2 separate regions of the Homo sapiens genome follow, and region 1 is linked to region 2. Evidence: chromatin loops called from intact Hi-C (ENCODE). Cell type or tissue: heart left ventricle. All regions are shown on one strand. Region 1 overlaps SMG1 (SMG1 nonsense mediated mRNA decay associated PI3K related kinase). Region 2 has its middle 15 kb from the start of TMC7.

The links. Peaks named below come from ENCODE experiments on the same cell type or tissue, not always from the same donor. Only the 100,000 strongest peaks of a DNase experiment are listed, where the experiment ranks them.
Region 1: it touches region 2 in a loop (7-fold over the local background); 13 of 110 quality-filtered maps call a loop at or near these places.

The regions. Positions count from the first base shown.
Region 1 is chr16:18,892,728-18,900,727 of GRCh38, forward strand. SMG1 (SMG1 nonsense mediated mRNA decay associated PI3K related kinase) reads right to left here. Exons shown (of 63, transcript NM_015092.5): 2 at 4,066-4,229; 3 at 3,325-3,480. Among named protein-coding and RNA genes, the nearest start is that of SMG1-DT, 29 kb to the right of the region's middle. In heart left ventricle, no CTCF peak of the experiment used is centred here; no DNase peak of the experiment used is centred here; H3K4me3 peaks cover 473 bases; H3K27ac peaks cover 2,414 bases.
Region 2 is chr16:18,965,254-18,973,253 of GRCh38, forward strand. No RefSeq gene overlaps it. Among named protein-coding and RNA genes, the nearest start is that of TMC7, 15 kb to the right of the region's middle. RefSeq lists an enhancer at 7,036-7,536. In heart left ventricle, a CTCF peak has its summit at 4,223 (motif pointing left); a DNase peak (open chromatin) is centred at 4,188; H3K4me3 peaks cover 499 bases.

The DNA of each region.
Region 1 (8,000 bases), 73 kb before region 2:
CTCTCAAAAATAAAATTACATCAAAAGTCACAGTCCACTGGTCAATAAAAGCTCAGGGAATATAGGTCCTATCACTCTTTTGTTCATCTCTATATTCCAGATCCCAGCAGAGTACCTGGCAAATAACAGACCCTCAAAAAAATATTTGCTGAAGGAAACAAGAAATGAATAACCCTAGGCCAACCGAACACCTCAATCCAGAGGACTGGCTGGGAGAGAAAAAAGAAAGGCCTTAGTAACAACTTTCTTTGGGTCCATTCCAAACTGTTTTCAACATGCAGGTAAAGAGCCCGGGTGTAGGTAAATTAAACAACTTCCAAGGGGTACGGATAAAGTCTCAATCAAGTAAAAACAGGATATAGGCTTCTACTTATCATCTAGGTATCCCACTGGAGGAAAGCCTCTTATTCACATTATCATCATTTCCCTGGGATGAAGTTTTCACACATTTAGTTCAACAAATGTCTAATTATCATCTACCACATGCAAGGCATGCCTCCACTAGAAAGGTAGCAAACCACAACTTTTCTCCCCTTATTTTTTAATCACAAGAACAAGCAAACAATAGTGAATACTATGAGTATAATAAAGATGCCTTTAAAAACTAGATTTTTGCTGGGCGAGGTGGCTCTTGCCTGTAATTACCCAGCACTTTGGAAGGCCAAGGCAGGCAGATCACTTGAGCCCAGGAGTTCGAGACCAGCCTGGGCAACATGGTAAAACCCCATCTCTACGAAAAATACAAAAATTAGCTGGGCATAGTGGCACATGCCTGTAATCCCAGCTACTCAGGAGGCTGAGGTGGGAGGATCGCTTTAGCCTGGGAAGCGAAGGTTGCAGTGAAATCACACTAGTGCATTCCAGCCTGGGTGACAGAGCGAGACTGTCTCAAAAAACAAAACAAAAAAAAACCTCAATTTTTGCAAAACATTTTCAACTGTGCTATTTACCATAATTAGCCAATACATACGTAAACAACAAATCACAAAGGGTCTGACAGTTTCATTTCTAAGGTATGAGAAAACATTGGTAAAAAAAGAAACCAGAAGGCTGGGCATGGTGGCTCACACCTGTAATCCCAGCACTTTGGGAGGCCGAGGAAGGCAGATCACGAGGTCAGGAGTTTAAGACCTGCCTGGCCAACGTGGTGGAACTTCGTCTCTACTGAAGATACAAAAAATTAGCCGGGCGTGGTGGCGCGCTCCTGTAATCCCAGCTACTCGGGAGGCTGAGGCAGGAGAATCATTTTAATCTGGGAGGTGGAGGCTGCAGTGAGCTGAGATTGCGCCACTGCACTCCAGCCTGGGTGACAGGGAGATACTCCATCTCATAAATAAATAAATAAATAAATAAATAAATAAATAAATACAAGGGGAACAACACACACTGGATCCTTTTGGAGGGTAGGGGGTGGGAGAAGGGAGAGGATCAAGAGAAACAACCAATGGGTACCAGGCTTAATACCTGGGTGATAAAATAATCTATACTACAAACCCTCATGACACAAGTTTACCAATGTAACAAATCTGCACTGGTATCCTGAACTTAAAAGTTAAAAAAAAAGAAACTACAATGTCTGAGAGAAGAATAGGGTTTTTACAAATCCCTAGCCCATAGAGTATTTCAATAAGGACAGATACCAAAAATGTCATCAAGTTACCAGCTGGGAAATTAGGCTCTACTTACAATTCTGTCACTAGCAAACTACATGACCCTGAGCCTTTGAAGAAGAGGAATTGTTTACTGAACTACTTTAGAGTCGCTGTTTAGCTTCTATAATATCATAAGTCTCAGGCTTCAAATACTCTATTTTAACAAACAGCATAGCCTTTGAATTCATTCCACTTGTGAAAACATAAAAAGAAATCAGTTTTTTAAAAGTTATATACCAACAATAAAAGCTACAGGCACAAAGATTTTCACCAAGATACACAAAGCACACACACAGTATTAAAAAAAAAAAAAAAAAAGTCAAAAACTAAATGTCCAAAAAGTAATTACATCTGACAAAGCCCCATAACTCAGCTTTACCGATAAATTTCTCTTTAAGGAAAAAAATTATCATTACCTCCAATCCTCTGAACTTTCTTTTTTGTTGTTGTTTTTTTGAGACAGAGTCTCGCTCTGTCGCCCAGGCTGGGGTGCAGTGGCGCGATCTAAGCTCACTGCAAGCTCCACCTCCCGGGTTCACGCCAGTCTCCTGCCTCAGCCTCCCGTGTAGCTGGGGCTACAGGCGCCCACCACCGCACCCGGCTAATTTTTTGTATTTTCAGTAGAGACAGGGTTTCACCGTGTTAGCCAGGATGGTCTCGATCTCCTGACCTCGTGATCCGCCCGTCTCAGCCTCCCAAAGTGCTGGGATTACAGGCAGGAGCCACTGCACCTGGCCAATCCTCTGAACTTCCAAGGCACTCACCTATACAGTGAGGCTACATCATAAGGCAGAAATGCTATCAGTGTATTTAACTTTAGAAAAGTGCCCACTCTAGGCAGGGCCCGGTGGCTCACGCCTGTAATGAGCACGCGTGATCACTTGAGGTCAGGAGTTCGAGACCAGCCTGGCCAACATGGTGAAACCCTGTCTCCACTAAAAATGCAAAAATCAGCTGGGTGTGGTGGCATGCACCTGTAACCCCAGCTACTTGGGAGGCTGAGGCACGAGAATCACTTGAACCTGGGAGGCGGAGGTTGCAGTGAGCAGAGATTGCAGCACTGTGCTCCAGCCTGGGTGACAGAGCAAGACTGTCTCAAAAAAATATATTGAAAACAACAACAAAAAAAAAAACCAGAAAAGTACCCACTCTAGGGGGCAGGGGGAAGGAGAGCATCAGCAAGAATAGCTTAATGGATGGTGGGTTTAATACCTAGATGATGGGATGATCTGTGCAGCCAACTACCATGGCACACGTTTACCTACATAACAAACCTGTACATCCTGCACACGTACCCTGAACTTAAAAGAGAAAAAAAAAAAAGACAGAAAAGTACCCCCTCTCTATATATATCTATATCCTCCACAGGCCCAAGAGTTCAAGGACTTGCTGTAGTAAGAGCCTACTATGCACTATACATTCAATATCCACGATAATTGGGTAAACCTTTTCTGTAAGATCTTATCCAGTCTTCTAATCTTGTTTTAAGAGGCTTCTCTTTTAAAATGTACTATAACCTTTCTAGTGGGAAATGAATGTAAACAATTTTTACCTGCACAGTAGGCTAATCAACTTATGCCTGTGCAAGGCGTTAGTAAGAGGCATCCAGAATAAGAGGAGATACAAGTCTTTGGAAGGTGTATGTGATTGGTCCCCGTTTTCCCAGCCTTACCCTGTGATTTCCTCATGTCTTTGGTGGCTAAAGCACGACTGCCATGCTGAACACTGGTGAACTCAGGGCTGGTCACATTGTTAACCCTCAGCTCTTGCCCCAACGACTTCCGACCATAAGTATTTTCCCCAGATCCTCCATTGACACTGTAGCCACCTACAAACAGCAATGTGTACGTTATTTAAATATGATTGTTCGTTTCATTCAGTCAATTTCCTGATAGCTCAGGATCTTATTACTCAATCTGCAGCTCAACCAGCCTTTGCTTCTCCTACCTTTTTCCTGTACTGTCTGCCTTGAAAATCATTTTGATTTCTTTTAATACACCTTTGAAGTTAAATTAATTTTATTTTGATCCCTTCATTGGAAAATAAGCAAAGAAATGAAAACTAAATTAAATCAAATTTTGTACCTTGTTTTAAAACTTTCTTGAAGTTTAGAGATAGTAGCCAAGAGGAACTTCAACCTTAGCTAAATATTTTTGAAAATAAAAACAAAAATAGTATTGTATCTTCCTTGTAAGAAAACTGCATTTATGAATTATGTATGGAAAAAATTTTAAATTTTAAAAATAATAAAGTGGATAAATGTCCTATGAGGTTTTCAGAAATAACACTGCATTTGTTATTCATATTTTAAATATATTAGAAGAAAGCAAGAAAGTTGGGGGTATAAGAAGGCAGGAAGGTGAGACAGGTAGGTTCAAAAAACATGCTTGTAGCAATAAGAAAATATATATACCCTTTTCGTCATTCTGTATGTCAGCGTGGACTCTGGTATCATCGTGCCTTTGCCGAGACACCACAGCTGAATTTGAAGGTTGCAGTCCATAAGAGGAAGAACCACCTCTATCTCTGGATGAAGAATATTTTAAATTATCTGGGTCGGCTGATGCACTATCAGTTCTATAAAAAGAGAAAAGTTTAAGATTAGAACTTTAAATAACATAAATAAATATTTCTTTATACAAGCCTCTCTTCTCCCAAATTTTACATTTAACCATTACTATTTAGTGTAATATGTACTATATATTATATGTAAGCACTCAGCTGTCTAATAAGAAGTCTTTCACTGGGAAGAGATTCTCAATGGATGAAATGCCAACTTTTCAGTCTCTTCTATTGTTCTAAAGACCCATTCAGAAATATGAACAACTACTGGGATTAGGGTGACTTTGCTGGTTTTACCATTGAAAGTCTCCTGTCCCAGGCAAAACAGAACAATTGGTTACTCTGGTCCAGTGTTCTCCTCACATGACTTGATAATAAGAATAATTCTTTCTAAATTCTCCCCCATGGAGAGGGTTAATCAGTCAAAAAATTTCAGCCTTTCCTGTCATAAAAATAAAAAACACTGGCAGCATGTCAGGGACGGGCAATGTCTTACCAAGTTATTTTCTAAGTACTGATTAGGTACTGTAGTATTGAAGACCCCATTGCAGATGCCTTAATTGTAAAGAGTAGCAATCAGAATTTTAAAAATTAAAAAAGAAGACATTTTAAGAAAATAAAAGGTATCAGAAATGCAATAAAGTGATATCAGAAAGTTGTAGTTCATAATCTATTTAAAATTCAGGTACTGTTTAGAATAATACCTGATGCTTATTAGTAAACAAGTAGGGTACAGCCAAGGGTAAAAGTGTGTCCTCATCTAAGTATCTGCTCTACGCTTCAACTACCTCATAAGTAAAACAGAGCTGAGTTACAAGACTTCTCATGAGTGTTACTCTTTCAGCCATCAATCATAAACTATCAAGAAAGAAGACAACAAAATAATCTATTATAGCATACGAAAAATCCAAGTAAGTTCTTCCCCTACTGATTTTCTCCTGAGAGGAACAACTTTGAGAAAAAAAAAAAAAAGAAAATCACTTCTATGATATTTACTAAAAATGCTTTCTCAACCTTTTAGAACCTGAATCTTTTAGAAAAGTTTAGGACACTGGCAAGGCCAGACACTAAGCTATTCCTCTATGCTTTGCCCCTCCCTCTATGGTGTAAAAGTGACAGCAGTGTTTGTATACTGTATATATTTCGTTTAGAGTTTATTAGTCTTTCCTTGCTTCCAAAAATACTAAACATAAAACTTAGCATGAGCTCAATCAGTTGGACACCTTGATCTGCACTTACTGCAATCACTGTTAATACAGAATGCAGACAACAGGTCCAATTAAACTTGGATATCTAACTGGTACAAGTCATTACTTATAAAGGATCTCAATCTGAAACTTCATGAAATTCAAAACCTAGCATACTAAAATGACTAAGGCTCCATAAGGAGTATCTTCTAATATTCAGAGTTCATTTATTCATAAAGCTAAGTACTTAGAACATAAGGGAAAATAAAATCTATGGAATTTCAAGAAAAATGTATGAGAATATTTTCTGAGTATACTAAGTCTATAAGCATTAAAATATTAACTCAATGGACCATAACTTTTTTAAACTAATGAAAAGACATTCCTTATGTACCTAAAAATAGCACATTTAACATGCATCTATATAAATCATAGCATACGATTACTTTCTGAAAGGAGATTGAAACATAAGAGAGCTTATAATCTTTTCTGACAGAGTTTGAACTTTATATGTATGCCACAGTAAGCTCTTATTAGATGAGCGAATAAAATAAGCACTTGACTAATTCGGAAACACAAAGATAAATGGAGTCTGCCAATATTTAAACATATCTTCACTTCCTGTTTTCATCATGTTTACTTATCTCCTATACTACCTTTACTATTAAGAGTTAAATATTTGTATCACTTTCTGGTGACACAGTAGTACCATAAGGCAGCAGAGAATACAAGTTAAAAAAAGATCTGGGCTCAAATCCCAGCTCCAGCACTGAAAAGTATGTGTGCCTTTGCACAAATTACTTGATCTCCAAGCCTTGGTTGTCTCTTGCATAAAATGAGGATGATACCTACCTAACATGCAAGGTTGTTGTGAGGCTTAAATAAGATAATGAATTATAAAGAAACGCTTAGTTTGCAGGGTATGTTAAAAGTTATTATGACCATAATACAAAATAAACTCAGTTTCCAGTCTAAAAGACAATGTACAAACAGTTCATGAGTATATGAATATAATCAAGACAAGTTTTTACAGTCAATATAGAGCAACTTAAATACTTCACTGAAGAAACCGGGTAATCTGTTGCTACCAACAATGTGTTTCCAACTACGAAGCATCTGATTTCAAACTAAACTGTAAAACCAGGAGCCGCTTCCCCGTTGGTTAGAAATAAGGTTTCTAAATCCCCTAAGTTATGAACACTGAGATTTTTTTCCCAAAAAAAATTTGTGTTTTCAGAAATATAACAAAAAAAAACTAACTGGAATAGAGCCACTGTCTCAGAAATACCTAAAAACTCCCTAGTTGCCAAATTATTTTAATACAAATTGATCAAAGCATCCCCAACCAGAACTCAGGTTGTAAGCATTCTGAACCTAAAAGCACAAAATGCTTTAGCATTTATATGAAATTTCTATTTTTATACAATCTTGACTACTTAGGTTTCAAAAAATGTCAATGTCAGGCTGTTAGCACCAACAAGATCATCCCAGTCCAATAAATAGAAAACTGTTAAAGAACGGAAATGAGCACTTAAAATGAGGCAATCAAAGCCACAAAATAGAAACTGCAGATTTGAACTCCAAGAAGCAGGCATGAATGTTAGGCTAGTTAGTTAGAAGAGCTGAAAGGGATATCATCTGCCAGAATTAGTGTCTCAATTTAGTGAAAAAAGAAAATCTATCTGTTAAGTCTAAGAATCCTAGCAATGATCCAAAAATACCTCTACAGCCCCTTTAATATTCTAAAAATATCATGGAGAGAAAAAAAAAGAAATGCATAAATTTCCCCACAACGATCAAACTGAAGTTAAAGCCTGATGTACATGCCACATGAGAGGTAAGTTTCTAAAGCTCATACCTCAAAAATCGCATACTGTATAATATGGAGCCTTTGTGATGTTTTGCATCAAGTCAATCTGTAAGACAGTAGTTACAATATTAGTGAAGACAGTGGGTTAAAACATTTGTTGTTCAAACATGGAGCAAATATCATTCATGAGTTAGGTGCCTTTAGTTGAACTATGGTCCCATTAGGGTTCATACATTAAAGCAAAAATTGAGGTGGAAAGCCACTCTGTGCCTTACAGGATAAAGAGGCTTAATGTGGCAACCAAAAAAATTTTAGTACATAAGAGAATTTAAATGTTAACTGTAACATACAAATCACATGCAAATATAGTTACCACTTATTTTAGCTACCTATTCTCAATATACAGAAAAATGCCACAAATCTAGGAGGCCATTCGTTTCAAATGACCAGAATCCTTAGACCTCACACCAACAATCCACCATGTGCTGGGGATGGTATCGCCTGACTAAATGTAGCCTTGCAGTCCATTCTTGTAAGTATTAGAGAGAAAAAGAGAGAGAGTGTCATCTCTGGAAAGTGTGAAGTCAGGGAATTCCCTACTAGGAAGTATTTCCATAAAGCACCCCAAAATGACTTGATGCAAACACCATACCTAGTGGTGTCACTGGAGTAAGCATCATATTACTTCAAATTGCTTTTACCTAGGTTTATTAAGGGATTTTGCTCTCATGGTGAGATCTAATTTATAATGGATATAAACCAGGAAATGAGATTTGCACTAAAGCCAAT
Region 2 (8,000 bases):
GCCTGTCATTTCAGCTACTCAGGAGGATGAGGCAGAAGGGTCTCTTGAACCTGGGAAACTGAGGCTGCAGTGAGCCAAGATTGCGCCACTGGACTCCAGTCTGGACAACAACAGAGACCCTGTCTCAAAAAGCAAAACAAAACAAACACAAAGCAGGCCGGGTGCGGTGGCTCACGCCTGTAATCCCAGCTACTCAGGAGGCTGAGGCAAGAGAATCACTTGAACCCGGGAGATGGAGGTTGCAGTGAGCCGAGATTGCGCCATTGCACTCCAGCCTGGGGAAAAAGAGTGAAACTCCGTCTCAAAACAAACAGACAAACAAACAAACAAACAAACAAACAAACAGCAAAAACAAGGCAGATGAGAACTGTTATGTAAAAGCCAAGGGCTCTGGTCTGTGAGCATCCCGTTTCCTGTCTTTGCATCCTGCAGATTAAAAAGGCCCTTCTGCTTCTCGTAAATCCCAAAGTCACATCACTCAACACAGTTGTCAGGTTGCGACTGGTTGAAATGCGGACAGGATTTAAGACTTTGAAAATAGACAGAGATGGACACATCAGAAAGAACAGAAAGACCCGGGGACATCCTGCATCTCTGCAGATTGAAGGTATCTCATGTGTATAAATTAATACAAATATATGACTTGCTCACACAGCCAGGGCTGGGACTCAACCCCTGGGACTGCTGGGAAACTTCTTTTTATTTTTTCTTTTTTTTTTGAGATGGAGTCTCGCTCTGTCGTCCAGGCTGGAGTGCAGTGATGCGATCTCGGCTCACTGCAAGCTCCGCCTCCCGGGTTCATGCCATTCTCCTGCCTCAGCCTCCTGAGTAGCTGGGACTACAGGCACCCGCCACCACGCCTGGCTAATTTTTTGTATTTTTAGTAGAGACAGGGTTTCACTGTGTTAGCCAGGATAGTCTCGAACTCCTGACCTCGTGATCCGCCCAACTTGGCCTCCCAAAGTGCTGGGATTACAGACGTGAGCCACTGTGCCTGGCCACTTTTTCTTTTTTTTGAGACAGAGTCTCGCCCTGTCGCCCAGGCTGGAGTGTAGTGGTGCAATCTTGGCTCACTGCAACCTCCACCTCCCAGGTTCAAGCAATTCTCCTGCCTCAGCCTCCTGTGTAGCTGGGATTAGAGGCCACCACACCTGGCTAATTTTTGTATTTTTAGTAGAGACAGGGTTTCACCATGTTGGACAGGCTGGTCTCGAACTCCTGACCTTAAGTGATCGGCCCACCTTAGCCCCGCAAAGTGCTGGGATTACAGACGTAAGCTACCGTGCTCTGCCAATTTCTGGGAAACTTCTGCAGTACAATATTGCCACCTGGAATTTAGTCCCTTAGTATGTGTCTCCCTTAGTATGTGTCTGCCAGGGCAGTTTCCACACTAGAGCGAAACAATTTATTTGTCCGTCTCCCCATTCCCACCCCCACCCCCAACTCCCACTTTAGGATACAAACTCTAGGGGCCAGGCATGGTGGCTTATTCCTGTAATCCCAGCACCTTGGCAGAATCACTCGAGCCCAGGAGTTTGAGACCATCCTGGACAATACAGCGAGACCCCATCTCTATAAAACATTTAAAAATTGGCCAGACATGGTGACACGCACTTGTAGTCGCAGCTACTTGGGAGGCTGAGATGGGACGAGGCTGCACTGAGTCAAGATTGCATTACTGCACTCCAGCCTAGGTGACAGAGCCAGCCCCCATCTTAAAAAAATTAACCAGGTGTTACGGTGTGTACCTGCAATCCCAGCTACTCAGGAGCCTGAGGCCAGAGGATTGCTTGAGTCCAGCAGTTGGAGGCTGCATTGAGCTGTGATCATGCTACTGCACCCATAAGGGCAGGAATTTTTTCTTTTCTTTTTAACTGAGGTGAAATTCACATTACATAAACTGTACAATTCAGGACATTCACAATGTCAAACAGTCATCACCTCTATCTAGCTCCAAAATGTTTTCATCACCCCAAAGAAGACCTCATACCCATTAAGCAGCCATTCTCCATTCTCCCCTCCACCTCCACTGGCAACCACCAATCTATTCTCTGTCTGTGGATTTGCCTATTCTGGACATTTCATATAAATGAAATCACCCAATTTGCGACTTTTTGTGTCTACCTTCTTTCACTTAGCATTAAAGCTTTTGTGGTTCATCTACATTATAGCATGTAGCAGCACTTTATTTATTTATTTATTTATTTTTGAGATGAAGTTTTGCTCTTGTTGCCCAGGCTAGAGTGCAATGGTGCGATCTCGGCTCACCACAACCTCTGCCTCCCGGGTTCAAGCAATTCTCCTGCCTCAGCCACCCAAGTAGCTGGGATTACAGGTGCACACCACCACATCTGGCTAATTTTTGTATTTTTAGTAGAGATGGAGTTTCTCCATGCTGGTCAGGCTGATCTCCAACTCCCTACCTCAGGTGATCTGCCTGCCTTGGCCTCCCAAAGTGCTGAGATTACAGGCATGAGCCATCATGCCTGGCCTCTTTTTTATGGCTGAATAATGTTCCGTTGCACAAATAACCCACATTTTGTTCATTTACTTATTTATTTTTTGAGACAGAGTCTTGCTCTGTTGCTAGGCTGGAGTGCAATGGTGCAATCTCGGCTCACTGAAACCTCTGCCTCACCAGTTCAAGTGATTCTCTTGCCTCAGCCTCCCAAGTAGCTGGGATTACAGGTGTGAGCCACCACACCTGGCTAATTTTTGTATTTTTAAAATTTATTTTATCTTTTTTCTTTTGAGACGGAGTTTCACTCTTGTTGCCCAGGCTGGAGTGCAATGGTGTGATCTCAGCTCACCGCAATCTCCGCCTCCTGGGTTCAGGTGATTCTCCTGCCTCAGCCTCCCAAGTAGCTGGGATTACAGACATGCACCACTACGCCTGGCTAATTTTGTATTTTTAGTAGAGACAGGGTTTCTCCATGTTGGTCAGGTTGGTTTTGAACTCCCGACCTCAGGCGATCCGCCTGTCTCAGCCTCCCAAAGTGCTGGGATTACAAGCGTGAGCCACTGCGCCCGGCCTAATTTTTGTATTTTTATTAGAGATGTGGTTTCGCCATGTTGGCCAGGCTGGTCTCCAACTCCTGATCTCAAATGGTCCTCCTGCCTTGGCCTCCCAAATTGCTGGGATTACAGGCGTGAGCCACTGCACCAGGCTCATTTTTCCATTCTCTTTTTTTTTGAGACAGAGTCTTGTTGCTCTGTCACCCAGGCTGGAGTGCAGTGGCATGATCTCGGCTCACTGCAACCTCCGCCTCCCGGGTTCAAGCAATTCTCCTGCCTCAGCCTCCCAAATAGCTGGAATTACAGGTGCATGCCACCATGCCTGACTAATTTATGTATTTTTTTAAGTAAAGGCGGAGTTTCACCATATTGGCCAGGTTGGTCTCGAACTCCTGACCTTGCGATCCACCCACCTTGATTCCCAAAGTGTTGGGATTACAGGCGTGAGCTACCGTGCCCGGCCATTCATTCATTCTTTGATGAACATTTGGATTGATGCTACCTCTTGGTGATTGTGAATATGATAGGGATTCTTGTTCACTCCTTTTCCAGTGCCTAGAACTATGCTAACCTGAAGAATGAAAGGGGGGCCAGGTGTTATTCATTTCTGTCTTCCCCAGAACACAATGAGACCAAAGGATGAAGTGGGCAGAAAGTCAACAGTCAACAGTAAAACCCAATGTGAGGGATGAAGGGAGGAAGGACCTGAATGGGAGAAAAGCTATTTTCTATCTTTTGTACATGAAAAAGTGAATCGCAATGGCTACAGAGACATATTTATATACCCAGATCTGAAAATGTTATTTGTCATCAGACCACAAAGGCAAAATGATGCATTGATATGTTGAGAGATTCACGGCAAATCACAACTGGGCAGAAATGACAGGGCGAGCACCAGGGAGAGAGGCATTGAAATCCAATTGCTTCCCTGCAAACGACTTCATTAAATTGTCCAGATTACTAGGAGCCTACTGCAAAAAAATGCAAAGGGCAAGTGGAGTAATTTCTTTTTGACTGTTGATGCAATTTGGAAGAAATTAAATAGCAATTAAGTTTGTTTACTTAGGAGGAGATAGAGTGTGAACACCCCGCGGGGGCCCCCCCTGTCAGCCTTTGGAAAATAAAACGGCTTTTGGTTCGGGATGGTTCCCTGGGGACCGCCCTGTTCCTTAGCGAGTTTGGCTACTTCGGCGCGCCCTCTGGTGGCCACGTGTGGAAGGTCTGGCAATTGTGCTTTGTTCCCCATCAGAGAAGGGGGTGGCTTCAGCCACAACAGTGTGGATCTGCAAATTAATTCACATTTAAACTGCAAAGCCTGACTCAGCATGTGCTACTTAGGGGTGCAGGAAGAGCTATATAGATGAAGTGATTTTTTAAATTAAAATTATAACATTAATTATGATTATGATTATGATTTTATTTTATTTTTTTGAGAAAGCGTTTCACTCTGTTGCCTAGGCTGGAATGCAGTGGCATGATCTCGGCTCACTGCAACATCCGCCTCTGGAGTACAAGCGATTCTCCTGTCTCAGCCTCCTGAGTAGCTGGGATTACAAGAACCCGCCACCACACCAGCTAATTTTTGTATTTTTGGTAGAGACAGGGTTTCGCCATGTTTGCCAGGCTGGTCTCGAACTCCTGGCCTCAAGTGATTCATCTGCCTTGGCCTCCCAATGTGTTGGGATTAGAGGCATGAGCCACAGCACCCGGCTACTCCAAAATATCTTTAAGACCCCACAGGAAGAAATAGAAGATAACCATCTTCTATTCATAAGAGTAGAATAGCCTCTATTCATGTTCATAAGAAACCTGATCCCATGAGCCAGTTGCCTCCCACCAGGTCCCACCTCCAACAGTGGGGATTACATTTCAACATGAGATTTGGGCAGGGCGTCCAAACCCTGTCAAGCAGCTTTATTCATAATTGCCAAAACTTGATATCAACCAACATGTCCTTTAGTAGGTGAAGGAGGTTTTACTTCTCATACCACGCCTGACACCAAATGAGAGGTTTTTTTTCCCTTTTGACATCAAATATGTGGTGTCTGTTTTTTTGAAACAGGGTCTTGCTCTGTCAACCAGGCTGGAGTGCAGTGACATAAATGCGGCCCACTGAAGCCTTGACCTCCCAGACTCAAATGATCCTCCCACCTCAGCCTCCTAAGTAGGTGGGACTACAGGTGTGCGTCACCATGTTTGGCTATTTTTGTTGTTGTTGTTGTTGTTGAGACAGAGTCTCGCTCTATTTCCCAGGCTAGTGTGCAATGATGTGATCTTGGCTCACTGCAACCTCTGCCCCCCAGGTTCAAGTGATTCTCCTGCCTCAGCCTCCTGAGCACCTGGGACTACAGGCATGCGCCACCATGCCTGGCTAATTTTTGTATTTTTAGTAGAGACAGGGTTTTACCATGTTGGCCAGGCTGGTCTCGAACTCCTGACTTCAGGTGATCTGCCCACCTCAGCCTCCTGAAGTGCTGGGATTACAGGCGTAAGCCACCGCTCCCAGTTGCTATTTTTTTTTTTGAGATGTAATCTTGCTCTGTCACCATGCTGGAGTACAGTGGCGTGATCTCAGCTCACTGCAACCTCCGTCTCCCGGGTTCAAGTGATTCTCCTGCCACAGCCTCCTGAGTAACTGGGACTAAAGGCGTGCACCACCCACACCCAGCTAATTTTTGTATTTTTAGTAGAGAGGGGGTTTCACCGTGTTGGCCAGGATGGTCTTCATCTCTTGACCTTGTGATCTGCCCGCCTTGGCCTCCCGAAGTGCTGGGATTACAGGTGTGAGCCACCTTGCCCGGCCTCCGGCCCTAATTTTAAAAAAATTCTTAGTAGAGATGAGATCTGGCCATGTTGCCCAGGTTGGTCTTGAACTCCTGAGCTCAGCCAATCCATCCATCTCAGCATCTCAAAGGGCTGGGATTATGGGCGTGAGCCACCGCATGCTGCCATTATGTGATGTTTTTTCTAACACCACCCCTCCAATGCTGACAACAGCTTCCCAAAACAAGCTTTCTGAGTCAGATAAGGAAGTTTCTGAGAGATCCTCCTAATGCTTCAGAAAAGAGCATCAGAAACACAGGGTTTAATACAATCATTCTTCGTTTATGAACGTTTGTGTTACTTGTTGAAGGAAGAGCCATAGCAGACAATGTTGGTTGGATCACCTGATATTATTCAGAACCTCATTCTAGAGTCTAGAAAACCAGATCTTCACTTTTCCAGACTTTCTTGCATCTCTGGATGGCCATAATGCCAACTTCTGCTGGTTTTGTCCTTAAACCTTTTTTATTGTCTTGAACAGGGATATGATGTTTGGAGATGTGGCAGCCATCTTGTAACCATGAGGACAAAAACTCTATATGCTATGAATGTCATTAGGGCTCAGAAAACAATACCCCAAAAATATGGTGCTTTGTCCTTTTTACTGATCTAAAGAAGCAGCCTCGAGGTCCCTCTGTGACCTTCACTCACCTCCTTGTCTTTCTGATCCTCTTTCCTGAAGCAACAGGAGGGACTCTGTCCTTATCTAAGAACACTTATCTCCAAAGAAATGCAATTGTCTAAGACACCTTCCCTAGGAATCTCATCAAGTAACCAGAAGAGACTGGGAGTCGTCACCACATCCAGACTTTTCATCTGTTCTTCTGAGGGCAGCTCTAAGGGATTACCTGGAGGACTTTTACCTGCATAATAAGCCAATATTTGTTCCTGTGCAGTTCCACCCCTCACCTGGTACATCAAACCTGTCTGTCTCATCCAGCTTGCAAAGAGAATCACTTTCAAAATAATATCTGTCTCCAGGTCCATACATCTCTCCTATGAAGAGAGTTTTTTTTTTTTTTTTTTTTGAGACAGAGTCTTGCTTTGTCATCCAGGCTGGAGTGCAGTGGCACAAACTCGGCTCACTGCAACCTCTGCCTCCTGGGTTCAAGTGAATCTCCTGCCTCCGCCTCCCGAGTAGCTGAGATTACAGGCATGCGCCACCATGACTGGCTAATTTTTGTATTTTTAGTAAAGACGGGGTTTTGCCATGTTGGCCAGGCTGATCTTGAACTCCTGATCTGCCCGCCTCAGCCTCCCAAAGTGCTGGGATTGCGGGCATGAGCCACCGTGCCCGGCCATGAAGAGAATATTTAATTTTCAACCACCTGGTCTCTCTTCGAGTCTCATGCTTTGTGTATGGCTCATGTGTTCATAGGCACATGAATAAATTGTGGATCCTTTTTTCTTCATTGATCTGCTTTTGTCAATTTATTATGGAGCAAATGGGCTCGCTTCCTGATGTGCACAGAAGCCAATAACTACAGCACTGGCTTTTGAAAAAATGAAAAAGGTTTTATTGCAAAATCAGCCAGCAAGGAGACAGGAGTCAGGCTCAAATCTGTCTCCTCTATTTGGGGCCTGGGGCAAGTTTTAATGGACCAGAGGGCAAAGGAAAGGATTTGAAAATGTCGGCTTGGCAGAGTCTGATTGGAGGACTTCAAATTTGACCATTTACGAGGCCGGGCGCGGTGGCTCACGCCTGTAATCCCAGCACTTTGGGAGGCCGAGACGGGTGGATCACGAGGTCAGGAGATCGAGACCATCCTGGCTAACGTGGTGAAGCCCTGTCTCTACTAAAAATACAAAAAATTAGCCAGGCGTGGTGGCGGGCACCTGTAGTCCCAGCTACTCGGGAGGCTGAGGCAGGAGAATGGCATGAACCCGGGAGGCGGAGCTTTCAGTGAGCCGAGATTGCGCCTCTGCACTCCAGCCTGGGCGACAGAGCAAGACCCCGTTTCCAAAAAAAAAAAATTTGACCATTTACAATAAGGTATGTTGAGGCAGATCCTAGCCCTGGATCTTTCAGGCCAAGGGACCCCTCACTTCTGAAATAGTCCAGCATTCAGGTTTTGATCATGTCTTCATCTTCTTGGATCTGAGGGGAAGAATGTTTTTTTCTGGATGTTATCAGAGGTCAAAGCTTTTGAGATGGAGTCTGA